Regions from separate parts of the Homo sapiens genome. Here region 1 is linked to region 2. Evidence: read pairs that join two places in POLR2A ChIA-PET (ENCODE). Cell type or tissue: PC-9. All regions are shown on one strand. Links, peaks and the distances in the headings refer to the core of each region. The heading gives the core; the rest is flanking DNA. Region 1 overlaps FHIP1A (FHF complex subunit HOOK interacting protein 1A). Region 2 overlaps GATB (glutamyl-tRNA amidotransferase subunit B).

Region 1 (6,315 bases), core at 631-5,630, 220 kb before region 2:
GTAGGGGCTATGTTTTTGTATTCTTTCAACAAATATTTATTTGTTGCAAGGTGCTCTTAGGGGTTGGGAGCACAGTGTGAGCAAAGCAGATATGGTCCTTGCCCTCAGAGGTTAGACTGTGGTGGATTATGTCCATTTGTCTTTGAGTTTCTCCTTTAGCCCTATCCTTAGCCTTATCAAGAACCTTCTCAATATGTGTTTGGTAAGTGTTTAGAATAGTTTCTTCCTTTCCAGTCCAGTCTCTTAATATATGTTTCTTCCAATGATCTATTAATACTATTTGTGAACAACCAACACAAAAGTAAATGAAAGCTTAATTGACATAAGTGCAGCCCTTCCATTGATCCATGTCCTTCTTTTCCTTCATAGTTTAGCCAAGTTCTACCTCTGCTGTGATGCCATCCAAGCCAACAGCAATGTCTTTCTGGCTATTTTTTTACTCAGTTGATGTGACATATTTTGTTCTGTTTTTTAAAAATGTTATTATTGGCCAGGCGTGGTGGCTCACACCTGTAATCCCAGCACTTTGGGAGACCGAGGCGGGCAGATCATGAGGTCAGGAGATCGAGACCATCCTGGCTAACACAGTGAAACCCTGTCTCTACAAAAAATTAGCTGGGCGTGGTGGCACGCGCCTGTAATCCCAGCTACTTGGGAGGCTGAGGCAGGAGAATCACTTGAACCCGGGAGGCGGAGGTTGCAGTGAGCCAAGATTGTGCCACTGCTCTCCAGCCTGGGTGACAGAGTGAGAATCTGTCTCAAAAAAAAAAAAAAAAGTTGTTACTTAATCTTTCATGTGTCCTTGCCATCCCTCTTAGATGATTTGGGGCAGGAAAAAAGCTGAAATCCAGTGGTCAAACCTCAGCATCTTCATTTTATAGAGAAGTCAGGCCTGTAGAAATTAAATGATGACAGGTTAATAAAAGAATCAGGACTGGTATCGAAGTGTCTAGACTCCAAGATTCCTCTTCTTTACTCTTCATGTGCCATTTCTGAGAGGAGGCACCAGCAGCTGCTGTGCTCTCAACTTAAAGTGGGAGTCTTGTAGCCATGGGTGGTGAACAGAGGGCTGATGCTAGGACTGAACTAGGCATAATGGGTAACAACAGTGGTTAGATAATGCAGAACTAAAGGTTGAAGCACTTTATCAGTTTTAATTTGACATATGAAGCAGTTGGAAACCATTGTAGGCTTCTGAGAAGAAGCTAAACATGAGCAAATTAACACTTGAGGGAAGATGCAAGAGACACCTGCTGAGTATCAGTATGGTTGGGGGCAGGGAGGACAGCAGGAAATGCCTTTGGAAAGGAAGTGTTGCCTGTTCGACATGTAGAAACTTGAGGCTCTTTGGTTTTGAACTAAGATACTATAATAAATACATGACAGAAATAGGAATCAAATTCTCAAATGGTGCGTCAGCTCCATCTCTTTTGATCAAAGGGCTTTCTGGCTCTGAATTTTGATGATTATCTTATTTTATTTTCACTTGCAGAAAGATCATTCTAGCATTGCTTACCTCTCATCCCATACTTATGTGACTCCAGCCCTGATTAAAATAGACTGAAATTAAGAGAAATCTTCTAAATTAAACAAAAAGGAAAATTTACTGAAAGAATTCTAATAGGTTATGGAACTCAGGCTCAGCTGGGCCTAAGGAAGATTTTACATCAGGAATTAGAATGCTAGCTCAGCACCCTATTCTGTTTTCTTTCTTTCTCTCACTAAACTGGCTTTCACTCCACATGGCTAAACCAGGCTGCACTATAGCTTCTGAGTTTATGTCTCAGTTATTGAAGCAACTTGAGAAACACATTGAGCATTTTCCAATTGTATTTTCAATTCCTGAGAGGAAAAATCGGATTGACTCAGCCCATTTTTTGCCCAGCAAAGGTGGGAGGTAGAGCAGCCAGGCTCATCTGATGCCAAAATGGCAGTGCCAGATCTCATCCTTGAATTGGAAGTATTGGGGGACAGAGAAGGGGGTCTTGGCAGATGCCCCCAACAAATTGAAAATCCCCACTTCAAATTACCCAGATTTCTAAAGAGGTGTTTGCCATTTGTTGAATAACTGTTTTGAAATTTCATTGTGGCATAATGAGGAATTACATTTATTCTTTCCATTTAATCAATTTAATCATTTTAAAAACAATTTAGATCTGTAGTGTTTTCCTGAAGCTAATGTTTTGCTGCTCACCTTTGTACTTCTTTTTTTTTTTTTTTCATTTTTAATTTTTTATTGATCATTCTTGGGTGTTTCTCGCAGAGGGGGATTTGGCAGGGTCACAGGACAATATTGGAGGGAAGGTCAGCAGTTAAACAAGTGAACAAAGGTCTCTGGTTTTCCTAGGCAGAGGACCCTGCGGCCTTCCGCAGTGTTTGTGTCCCTGGGTACTTGAGATTAGGGAGTGGTGATGACTCTTAAGGAGCATGCTGCCTTCAAGCATCTGTTTAACAAAGCACATCTTGCACCGCCCTTAATCCATTCAACCCTGAGTGGATACAGCACATGTTTCAGATAGCACAGGGTTGGGGGTAAGGTCACAGTTCAACAGGATCCCAAGGCAGAAGAATTTTTCATAGTACAGAACAAAATGAAAAGTCTCCCATGTCTACCTCTTTCCACACAGACACGGCAACCATCCGATTTCTCAATCTCTTCCCCACCCTTCCCCCCTTTCTATTCCACAAAACCGCCATTGTCATCATGGCCCATTCTCAATGAGCTGTTGGGTACACCTCCCAGACGGGGTGGTGGCCGGGCAGAGGAGCTCCTCACTTCCCAGTAGGGGCGGCCGGGCAGAGGCGCCCCTCACCTCCCAGACGAGGCGGCTGGCCGGGCGGGGGGCTGACCCCCCCACCTCCCTCCCGGACCGGGGTGGCTGGCCGGGCGGGGGGCTGACCCCCCCACCTCCCTCCCGGATGAGGCGGCTGGCCGGGCGGGGGGCTGACCCCCCCACCTCCCTCCCGGACGGGGCGGCCGGCCAGGCAGAGGGGCTACTCACTTCCCAGTAGGGGCGGCCGGGCAGAGGCGCCCCTCACCTCCCGGACGGGGCGGCTGGCCGGGCGAGGGGCTGATCCCCCCACCTCCCTCCCGGACGGGGCGGCTGGCCGGGCGGGGGGCTGACCCCCCCTCCTCCCTCCCGGACGAGGTGGCTGCCGGGCGGAGACGCTCCTCACTTCCCAGACGGGGCGGCTGCTGGGCGGAGGGGCTCCTCACTTCTCAGATGGGGCGGCTGCCGGGCGGAGGGGCTCTTCACTTCTCAGACGGGGCGGTTGCCGGGCAGAGGGTCTCCTCACCTCTCAGATGGGGCGGCCGGGCAGAGACGCTCCTCACATCCCGGACGGGGCGGCAGGGCAGAGGCGCTCCCCACATCTCAGACAATGGGCGGCCGGGCAGAGACGCTCCTCACTTCCCAGATGGGATGGCGGCTGGGAAGAGGTGCTCCTCACTTCCTAGATGGGATGGCGGCCGGGCAGAGACACTCCTCACTTTCCAGACTGGGCAGCCAGGCAGAGGGGCTCCTCACATCCCAGACGATGGGCGGCCGGGCAGAGACGCTCCTCACTTCCCAGACGGGGTGGCGGCCGGGCAGAGGCTGCAATCTCGGCACCCTGGGAGGCCAAGGCAGGCTGCTGGGAGGTGGAGGTTGTAGCGAGCCGAGATCACGCCACTGCACTCCAGCCTGGGCACCATTGAGCACTGAGTGAACGAGACTCCGTCTGCAATCCCGGCACCTCGGGAGGCCGAGGCTGGCAGATCACTCGCGGTTAGGAGCTGGAGACCAGCCCGGCCAACACAGCGAAACCCCGTCTCCACCAAAAAAATATGAAAACCAGTCAGGCGTGGCGGCGCACACCTGCAGTCGCAGGCACTCGGCAGGCTGAGGCAGGAGAATCAGGCAGGGAGGTTGCAGTGAGCCGAGATGGCAGCAGTACCGTCCAGCTTCGGCTCGGCATCAGAGGGAGACCGTTTAAAGAGAGGGAGAGGGAGACCGTGGGGAGAGCGAGAGCGAGAGAGAGAGGGAGAGGGAGAGGGAGAGGGCACCTTTGTACTTCTTAACTGCTGGAAAATTGACTTTATTATTGTTATTATTTTTATTGGTAACACAGGGGCTGAGAAGTTAAAGGTCTGCAATGCTTCAGTATAATGCTCTGATAATTAAAAGGTGAATTTCTGTGCATGAAGAAATTCTGTGAATCATAAACCATAGTTCTTTTGATTGTGTTTATACTCTTTCCAGAGAGGTTCAGAAATGAATAACCTTGAGATACTCAGACCTCACAAGGTTTACTAGCTTCAAAGATTCTGATTTTATTTATAGGCTGCAAAAAACCACTCAATGAAGTTGGTTGTGATTCACTGCTTATCACCTTGGGCTATTGCCACTCAATGCCAGGAAGGTATTGAATTTTGTACAGTGAGAGAGTAGAATAAAAACCGTGTAGCTCCAAACAGAAGCCCAAGCGTTATCTCAGGTATTTCTCATAGCTTATTGAATGGACCCAGGCCAGTGGCTTCAGATCTGAGTTTTTCTGCTTCTCCCCACCTCTGTGAGAAGTGAATACTTTGTCAATACAGCAGCTGCTTGGTTCTTTTGGTGACTGAAGGAAGAGCTAATAGGAACAGTAATTTTCATGGCCAGTTGAGTAGTGGTCTGACGAAAAATAAATCTGGATAAATTATGCCTTGGCCTGTTAGAGTACCCCTGTTTCACTCCCAGCTTTGATTTATGCAGTAGTGCTCCTCTACTGCCTCTTTAAAATCTATGGTAAACAAATTTTCTGTTATATGCAAATTTGAGAAAGGCGCTGAAGTAGATAGCTATGAAATGTACATCATGGGTATCTGCTGAAACCCATTGTCCGTTCTGTCGAAATATAGAACTCATTTATTTAAACCAGAAAACACGAAGTGGAACAAATTTTGGTTGGAAGCTAGGTAATAAAATAAATGATACATGGAAAGGGACCCCAAAGGTGCTCCAGAAAAGCTGGCATAGGATTGGAGGCCAGGCTAGGAGGAGGTGAGCATTGGGTAAGGCTTCATGTAATGGCTCCTGCAGGATTGATACTGCTTGTTATTTTGACTGTCATTTTTTAAATTATGTATTTGGATGGGGGAGCAGAGGGAAACTTTGCTTTTAGGTTTTTTCACTGTTGTCGTTTGGTTTTTGTTTGGAGGGTGTTGAATAGTCTTTCTTTTTTCATTCCTTAATGGAACCTTATCTCAAGGAGAAAACCAGCAACATTTGGCTTTGTTTCAGTCTTAAGAAGTGTTAGAATAATATTTTCCCCCCCTTCAGCTGAGGCTACAAATTGTGGCAAAAGTATGAGAGCTTCTGGACTTTATTTGGTGTTTCACTTCATGGAACTTCTTAAAGTTATCCTATACTTATTGTAACTGGGGTGTTCTACCCTCCACCTGCCCTCTGGTTGCTTCCTCTGGTAGCCTGTCTCTGTGAGAGGCATCTTGAGCCCTTCTCAGTTAGATGGGTCATGTCATTTCTCCCTCCCGGTCTTTTCAGTGAAGTCCAACAAAGCAGCTTGGTAAATGGCTTTCTGCCTCCTCATGGCCTCTTTCACAGGTGGGTGTAGGCTCCCCACCTACTTTATCTCTGGTTGCAAAGAATAGAGATACCCTCCTGTGACCTCAGGTAGTGGGAAGCTTACTGTTAGATCCTAGGAAAAAGGAATAGCTAGGCTTCAGGAAGGGCAAGGGCTGAGGAGAGCTAGTCACCTAAGAGGCTGGAATCAAAAGGCTGAGGGATTGTGGACTGTCATTCTGGGAGTCCGCCGTTATTGTAGCCTGCTACTCTCTGAGTTGCCCTTGTGTCTCAGATTTACCTGCTTTGCTGCCTGCTGCCATCTAGCTTTACCTCCTAGTTCAAATCCCCAGGATAATTTGAAAGGCTGAGCTAATTCATGATTATCTCTGACATTAGAGCACATCATAGGTTAAAGGCCAGCCTAGGGATTGTTTGCTTCTAAATCAGGTTCCCATCACTCATTCTGTCAGGTTCCATTCCCTGTGACTAGCAGGTTGATGGTGTGTGTATGTTTTGGTACAGGAAATCATGTCTAAGGCTGCCCCCGAGCAGTGGTTGGCAACATAACCTGTGCCCTTTGTGGGGGCTGTGGGCAGGGAATGCATCACAGCTGGGGTGAAGAGTACACTCGTGTCCATAAGATTCTAGAAGGATGGAGGTTATCCCCATTTTGAAACTGAGGAAATTGGAGCCAAAAGAGGTTAAGTACTTTGCTTAAAGTTACAGACTTAGTAAGTAGCAAAACTGTGATTTGAAGCCAGATTTATTT
Region 2 (6,315 bases), core at 607-5,606:
CGTGTTAACCAGGATGGTCTCGATCTCCTGACCTCGTGATCCGCCTGCCTTGGCCTCCCAAAGTGCTGGGATTACAGGCGTGAGCCACCGCACCCGGCTGGGAGGGATATCTTAATGGGACAGGGCAAGGGGGCCAGAGAAAGGTTAAAGGTGCCTTCCCTGCTCCATTCTGAGTCACCCATATTCACAGCCTTTGTTTCATCCCCTCCCTTCTATAAGGTTTCAACCTTAATAAAGTTTCAGCCAGATTATAGATTTTGGTGGGTGGCAATGGGACAGGGGGTATGGGAGTCTGCCCTAAGAATTGATAGTCTGCTCTCAGACAGGCTTGGGGTCAGATGTACTAACTCTGTGGTCCAGAAGCCCCCAAGCTAAGAGGTAAATATGGAAAATGGCCCTGGCTTAGACCTGGAGCATCAGGCAAAAGCCAATGCAAAAGTGCTTTAAAGAGATGCACTCTCAACAAGATCCCACAAATAAAGCCCTGTCAGATATGGCTTCATAATAAAAAAATTACAAAATACACCAGAGAATCATCTACTGCCAGCCAGAATCAGCAGTCAAGCAAAAAGCATAATAAGATCACCCAAGAACTTCAGGTAATGGAATTACTGAATACAGACTATAAAATAAGTAGCTGTAAAATTATGAAAGAAATAAAGAACTGAATACATGAAAAAGGAACAAGTTATTTTCAAAAGGCTAGAGAAATTTAAAAGAGAAAAACAGAATTTCTGTAATTGAAAGATCTAGTGAACTAAAAACCTCAATGGATATGTAAAAGAGTGAATATTATAAAGAAAATTAGTGAACTAGAAGTCAGTGTAGAGAAAACTGGCCAGAATGAAGCCTAGAGAAAAGATCCTAAAAGAATTTTCCCATGACCGCTATTTGCATCGTGATCAACATACAGCTAAGAGCTGCCCATAGACAGGCCTGCTTTCTTCATGGTGAGTCTGGGGAAATCCGATGCACAGGGCCCTGAATTGGAGGCTAATTAGGTGAGATTTCCTTTATCCATTTCTTCTTCTGACTCAACATTCTTGTCTTTGCTCTCTCCCTAGGTTTAGATCTCACACCTAGAGGGCATCATAACACATGGTGCATACAACCAGCATCAGTGCTGTGTAGTCAGTGCCTCTGTATGTGTATAAGCATGTGGACATACATCTATAAACATATTACACACACATCTGTTAATGAGATTAATGTTTTTGGATGTATACTCATATATACATATCTGTAAAATAATAGCCACCTACATAAATCTGACTTCCAGCAACTTCAACTATAGTGGAACAGGTTGAGAGCTAATCACTGAACTGGAAGTGAGAAACTTTGGTTCTAATCTGAATGGAATGTTAAGAAATTGTGTGACCATGGGTAAGTCCCAACAGCAGTTCTCTCATCTGTAAATTAAAAGGACTGAACTGAATGATTTTCAGGACCTCTTCCTATTCTATTGTCACATGGTGATGCTAAATAGCTTTCATAGCATCCATGTACTTTCTTTTGTAGGACAGGTTTCTACTCAGAGCTTTGTTCTTATTTATATTTACAAAAGTGATAATCTGACTTTGTGAACTAATCAGAAATAATCATTGAGAAGTGAAAAATGAGCAAGAAGGGATTCCTAGAGCCAAATATACTGACAGCAGCTTTAAAAACCCAGTGAGGAACACATAACCATAAAAGCAGGGAAAAACACTGTAATATGAAACCTAAAAACAATGGCTATCTTTAGCCATTTACTGTAGGATCAAAAAGCTTTACACACCTCAATAGACCTTGAAGCCACCATTATAACACTGAGCAATAACTGATGTTGCTGATAAGCTTGGGTAATCAAGAAAAGGTTGTCTTATGTTCAGCCAGGACAAGAGACCCATAAAGAAGTTTAAAAAATAGCTAAAGGGTTTTAGACAGGAAAATCCTTTTATATGGATGCCTCGTGTGTGTACGCACGTGTATGTACGTGTATGCAAGTATATAGGGAAATATTTACAAGGGGTGCTATACACATGTTCTATGCAAGGTACTGTCAAGTAGCCCAAGAAAGATCCATGAATTGCTCTTTAGAAGCGTATAATCAAACACAGAAATCCTTATAAACAACATACATAAAACATAAAAAGATGTTCAGTCAACTGTATGAAACAAATACATATTGATAGAAAGTAGAGGCCAGGCATGGTGGCTCATGCCTATAATCCCACTTTGCGAGGTGGAGGCAGGAGGACTCCTTGAACCCAGGAGTTAGAAACTAGCCTGAGCAACATGGTGGGGCCCTGTCTCTAAAAAAAATAAAAATAAAAATAGTAGAAGCATTATTATTAATATGGTTAGGTTTCAGGTGGGGAATATTGCATGCAAAGCTGGTAGAGAGGTAGGGAAGTGAAAATTGCTGTGAAGAGAGAGGCTTTCAAGAACCCACTGAAAGTTAGAAAAAGATCTATGGCAGGGAAGGAGTCAAATGCTTCCCACAGGGAGGGAGGTGAGATCATGCTGCCTCCTGAACATGAAAGTCATCATTGTCATGAGTCACTGAGTTCATGGGAGACATCCGGTTAACTAAGTTATAAGGCAGGTTTAGACCATCAGCAGAGTAAAAGCTGAAAAGGAACATTCCACATTTGTGGGTATGAGCTCACAGACACATACCTCCTTTAGGGTGACAAGGGTCACTATACAAAACACCTAATCCCTGCAACACCTCACTCTCAAAAGCATGGAGGATAACTATAGAAGTGATTTGCAGAGTGACTGGCAAGAAGCAAGTCTGAGTATACAACATAATTATAAATCTTTCAGATTACATTAAAGCAAATCATTGAAATGGAAAGAAATTTCATAGAAAATGGTCACATTTTGTCTTCTTAAATAGCTAAACATCATCTAAGTGTGAATGGACGGAGAGATAAATGTAGATCTGATTATAAATGTACGTATTTAAAGACTTTTCCCTAATGATGCTATCTTCAATTTCTGTTTCATTTCTACATTTTGAGTTAAAAACAACTTTTATAATTATGTTTAGAATTAAGAGCCAGAAAAGCATTTCAGAAAGCCTGATGCTCCCTAGACTAGTCAAGGGTTTCTAAATCTAGCAGGTTCTTCAAAACAAAAGTTATCACCAATATCTTCTATGTTCAGAGTCGGAATGCTGCAGATTTACCTAGCTTGAACGAAATCTGTCATAAGGAATCTAAAAAATAAATTAATTCCAAAGTACTTTAGAAAAGCGTTCACATCACTATTTCTTCAGGGAGGCAAGACCCCTTCTGCTGCAATGTGCATACATATGTTCCAGAAGGAATCTCTAGCAGAAAGCACAGCATTTGCATTGTTTGTTAGTTCCCAGAGGGCAGGCATCACATCATATTTATTCACATCATATTTCTTCCCCTCTTCATTCCCCTTATTCTGGCTAATAATAGTATGCACTCTTGTGAATAAAAGAAAGTTTTGTAAAATGTAGTAAACAACATTCCTGTTTTCATTCCATAGCTTCCAGGGCCAATTCTAAATACCTTTGATATGGAAAGCCCTGAATGCTTTTTTAAACAGGCTGATCCTGAGAAAAGAGGAGAATATTCTTGCATACATGTGTGAAAAACAGCTTTTATGGTCTTTTCCCCAGTTCTGGAGACAAGAGGCATTCACAGTTGCTAGGGAGTTCTATGTTACATACAGATAAGAGCTTTCAGACAAGCAAAACAAGAGCAGAGCTTCTCATTTCTTATTAAATGAATTGTAGTGCAGCCTGATTATCAGGAGTTATCTACTGTGCCACACTGAGCATTCCTACCAGCCAGCTACGGCAGAGGCAACGGTGTCCTCTCCCCTTTCCCCTGCGTGGGAACTGACACCAGGAGAGGGCAAGCATTTCCGATGACAAAAAGTGAGTGTGTGTGTATGTGTAAACATGGGTTTGCACATGCATAAATTTCAAACAAACTTGATTCTTTGCTGAAATCTCACCATTACTGGAAATATTACTTGGCCAATTATGAAACAGACTTGTAAAGCCCATGACATTTTACCAAACAAATATATTTTCTTTCTTATTTTTCTTCCCATTTCACAACCATATACAAAGTATTACAAGTAGAAAAATTGGAATGGTATTGTTAAATAGGAAATAACTAACTTTAAGCAAACAACCTAAGATCCTGTCTATAGATCTATAGGTGAATAATTACTTAATAAATTAAGGAAGACTTGGCACCACAGTAAAGAGATTTTACTAGGTCCAAATAATGAGTGAAGCTGAATCCCTACTAATAAAAACAAAGAATGCTGTCCTTAGTGTAGCTGTAATCCTGCCTATAAGCAGTGAAATGGGCTGGCTGACCTTTTCATCCTCAAGATTTATGATGGGCTTCCATAAAATCCTAAAACTGAGGGAAAATAAGAAAATAAAAAGATCCTAAAAAACATTCAGAATAAGGGTTACTAATCAGAACGGGGAGGGGGTTGGTCAAGACAGCAGGTGTGCTCCAGACATGCTGGGGAACAGGGAGATGGAGGCAGGAGGCAGAAATGAAGTATTCTATTTATACACACATACATTTATATATACATATAAATTTACAAATACACAGATGTGTACATGCCCAGAGCCAAGCTCAAAGCAAGCAAGAAAATCCCCTGGGGCCGCAGAAGTAATGGTAGTTTAAAGCCATGTGACACCAGGGGTAACCACAAGAGACAGGACAACACATTTTCTACTCACTTTCTAACTGTGATAAGGACAGCAACTGCGGCAGGTAGGGTTGTTATGAGGTTAGAATAAGTGAATACATATAAAGCACCTAGAACAGTGCCTGCCACATGGTAAGCACTTGGTACATGGTAGTTGATTTTACTACCATTATTATTGTTAACTGGGCTGATGAGACATCAGATGTCAATGCTTTAAAGCACCTTGGGGGCAGAAGTCAAGGCCATGAGCCCATGTGATAGGGAGCTGGGATGGCTTCCTGCATAAAGCTGTGAGCCAAAAAATTCTAGTCCAGTTAGAAAACCTTTTGCCACCAACTGGAGGGGTTGCTGTGGAGGAGGCCAGCTACTTCAGGCCATAGGTGAAAAAGAGTCTTGAGAAATCTGAGCCCTTGACCCTGTGCCTGGCTTGGATGTGTGCAGCTTGACGCTGGCACTATCTAAGCTGTGTGGCAGTTAGGGGGCCAAGAAATTAACATACAAACCGGTTCATTCAATAAAACCCAATGGGCCCTGGCAGAGGCCACCAGGAATTCATTCCATAGAGATACCTCCATAGTCCAGGGTACAGTACTTAAGTTAAAAATCACACTGAGCAGAATAAATAAAAACAAATTCACATATGGACACATCCTGGCTAAAGCTATCAGAGTGACACAACAGATTACTGACAAGGGATGCAGACTTCTCATCAGCAATTACAGATGCCTAAGGACAATGGAAAAATGTCTTCAAGTGCCAACGGGAAATAAATGTCAAGTTGGAATTCTATACTACTATTCCAGAGTGAGGGGGAAACAGAAACAGCTGGAGGCACATACAGACTAAGAGAGTTCATCACCCACAGACCTGGAAAGCAAGAGCCACCAACACAGGAAGAAAACGGTGCCCAAAAGCAGAGTGAGATGTAAGAAGCAATATCTGCTACAAAATGAAAAAAATCAAGGGATGTGAAGGACCTCTTCAAGGAGAACTACAAATCACTGCTCAATGAAATAAAAGAGGACATAAACAAATGGAAGAACATTCCATGCTCATGGATAGGAAGAATCAATATTGTGAAAATGGCCATACTGCCCAAGGTAATTTATAGATTCAATGCCATCCCCATCAAGCTACTAATGACTTTCTTCATAGAACTGGAAAAAACTACTTTAAAGTTCATATGGAACCAAAAAAGAGCCCGCATTGCCAAGTCAATCCTAAGCCAAAAGAACAAAGCTAGAGGCATCACACTACCTGACTTCAAACTATACTACAAGGCTACAGTAACCAGAACAGCATGGTACTGGTACCAAAACAGAGATATAGACCAATGGAACAGAACAGAGCCCTCAGAAATAATACCACATCTACAACTATCTGATCTTTGACAAAACTGACAAAAACAAGAAATCGGGAAAGGATTCCCTATTTAACAAATGGTGCTGGGAAAACTGGCTAGCCATATGTAGAAAGCTGAAACTGGATCCCTTCTTTACACCTTATACAAAAATTAATTCAAGATGGATTAAAGACTTAAATGTTAGACCTAAAACCATAAAAACCCTAGAAGAAAACCTAGGCAATACCATTCAGGACATAGGCATGGGC

What was found. ChIA-PET counts read pairs that join two places held together with the same protein. Peaks named below come from ENCODE experiments on the same cell type or tissue, not always from the same donor. Only the 100,000 strongest peaks of a DNase experiment are listed, where the experiment ranks them.
Region 1: POLR2A ChIA-PET joins it to region 2 with 7 read pairs; 2 of 35 experiments call an interaction of 5 or more read pairs at or near these places.

What each region holds. Positions count from the first base shown.
Region 1 is chr4:151,523,542-151,529,856 of GRCh38, forward strand. The region is part of intron 3 of FHIP1A (FHF complex subunit HOOK interacting protein 1A); the gene reads left to right. Among named protein-coding and RNA genes, the nearest start is that of FHIP1A, 120 kb to the left of the region's middle. RefSeq lists an enhancer at 946-1,510. In PC-9, for the core only: no CTCF peak of the experiment used is centred there; no DNase peak of the experiment used is centred there.
Region 2 is chr4:151,742,289-151,748,603 of GRCh38, forward strand. All of the region lies in intron 2 of GATB (glutamyl-tRNA amidotransferase subunit B), which reads right to left. Among named protein-coding and RNA genes, the nearest start is that of GATB, 16 kb to the right of the region's middle. In PC-9, for the core only: no CTCF peak of the experiment used is centred there; a DNase peak (open chromatin) is centred at 2,583; H3K27ac peaks cover 3,089 bases.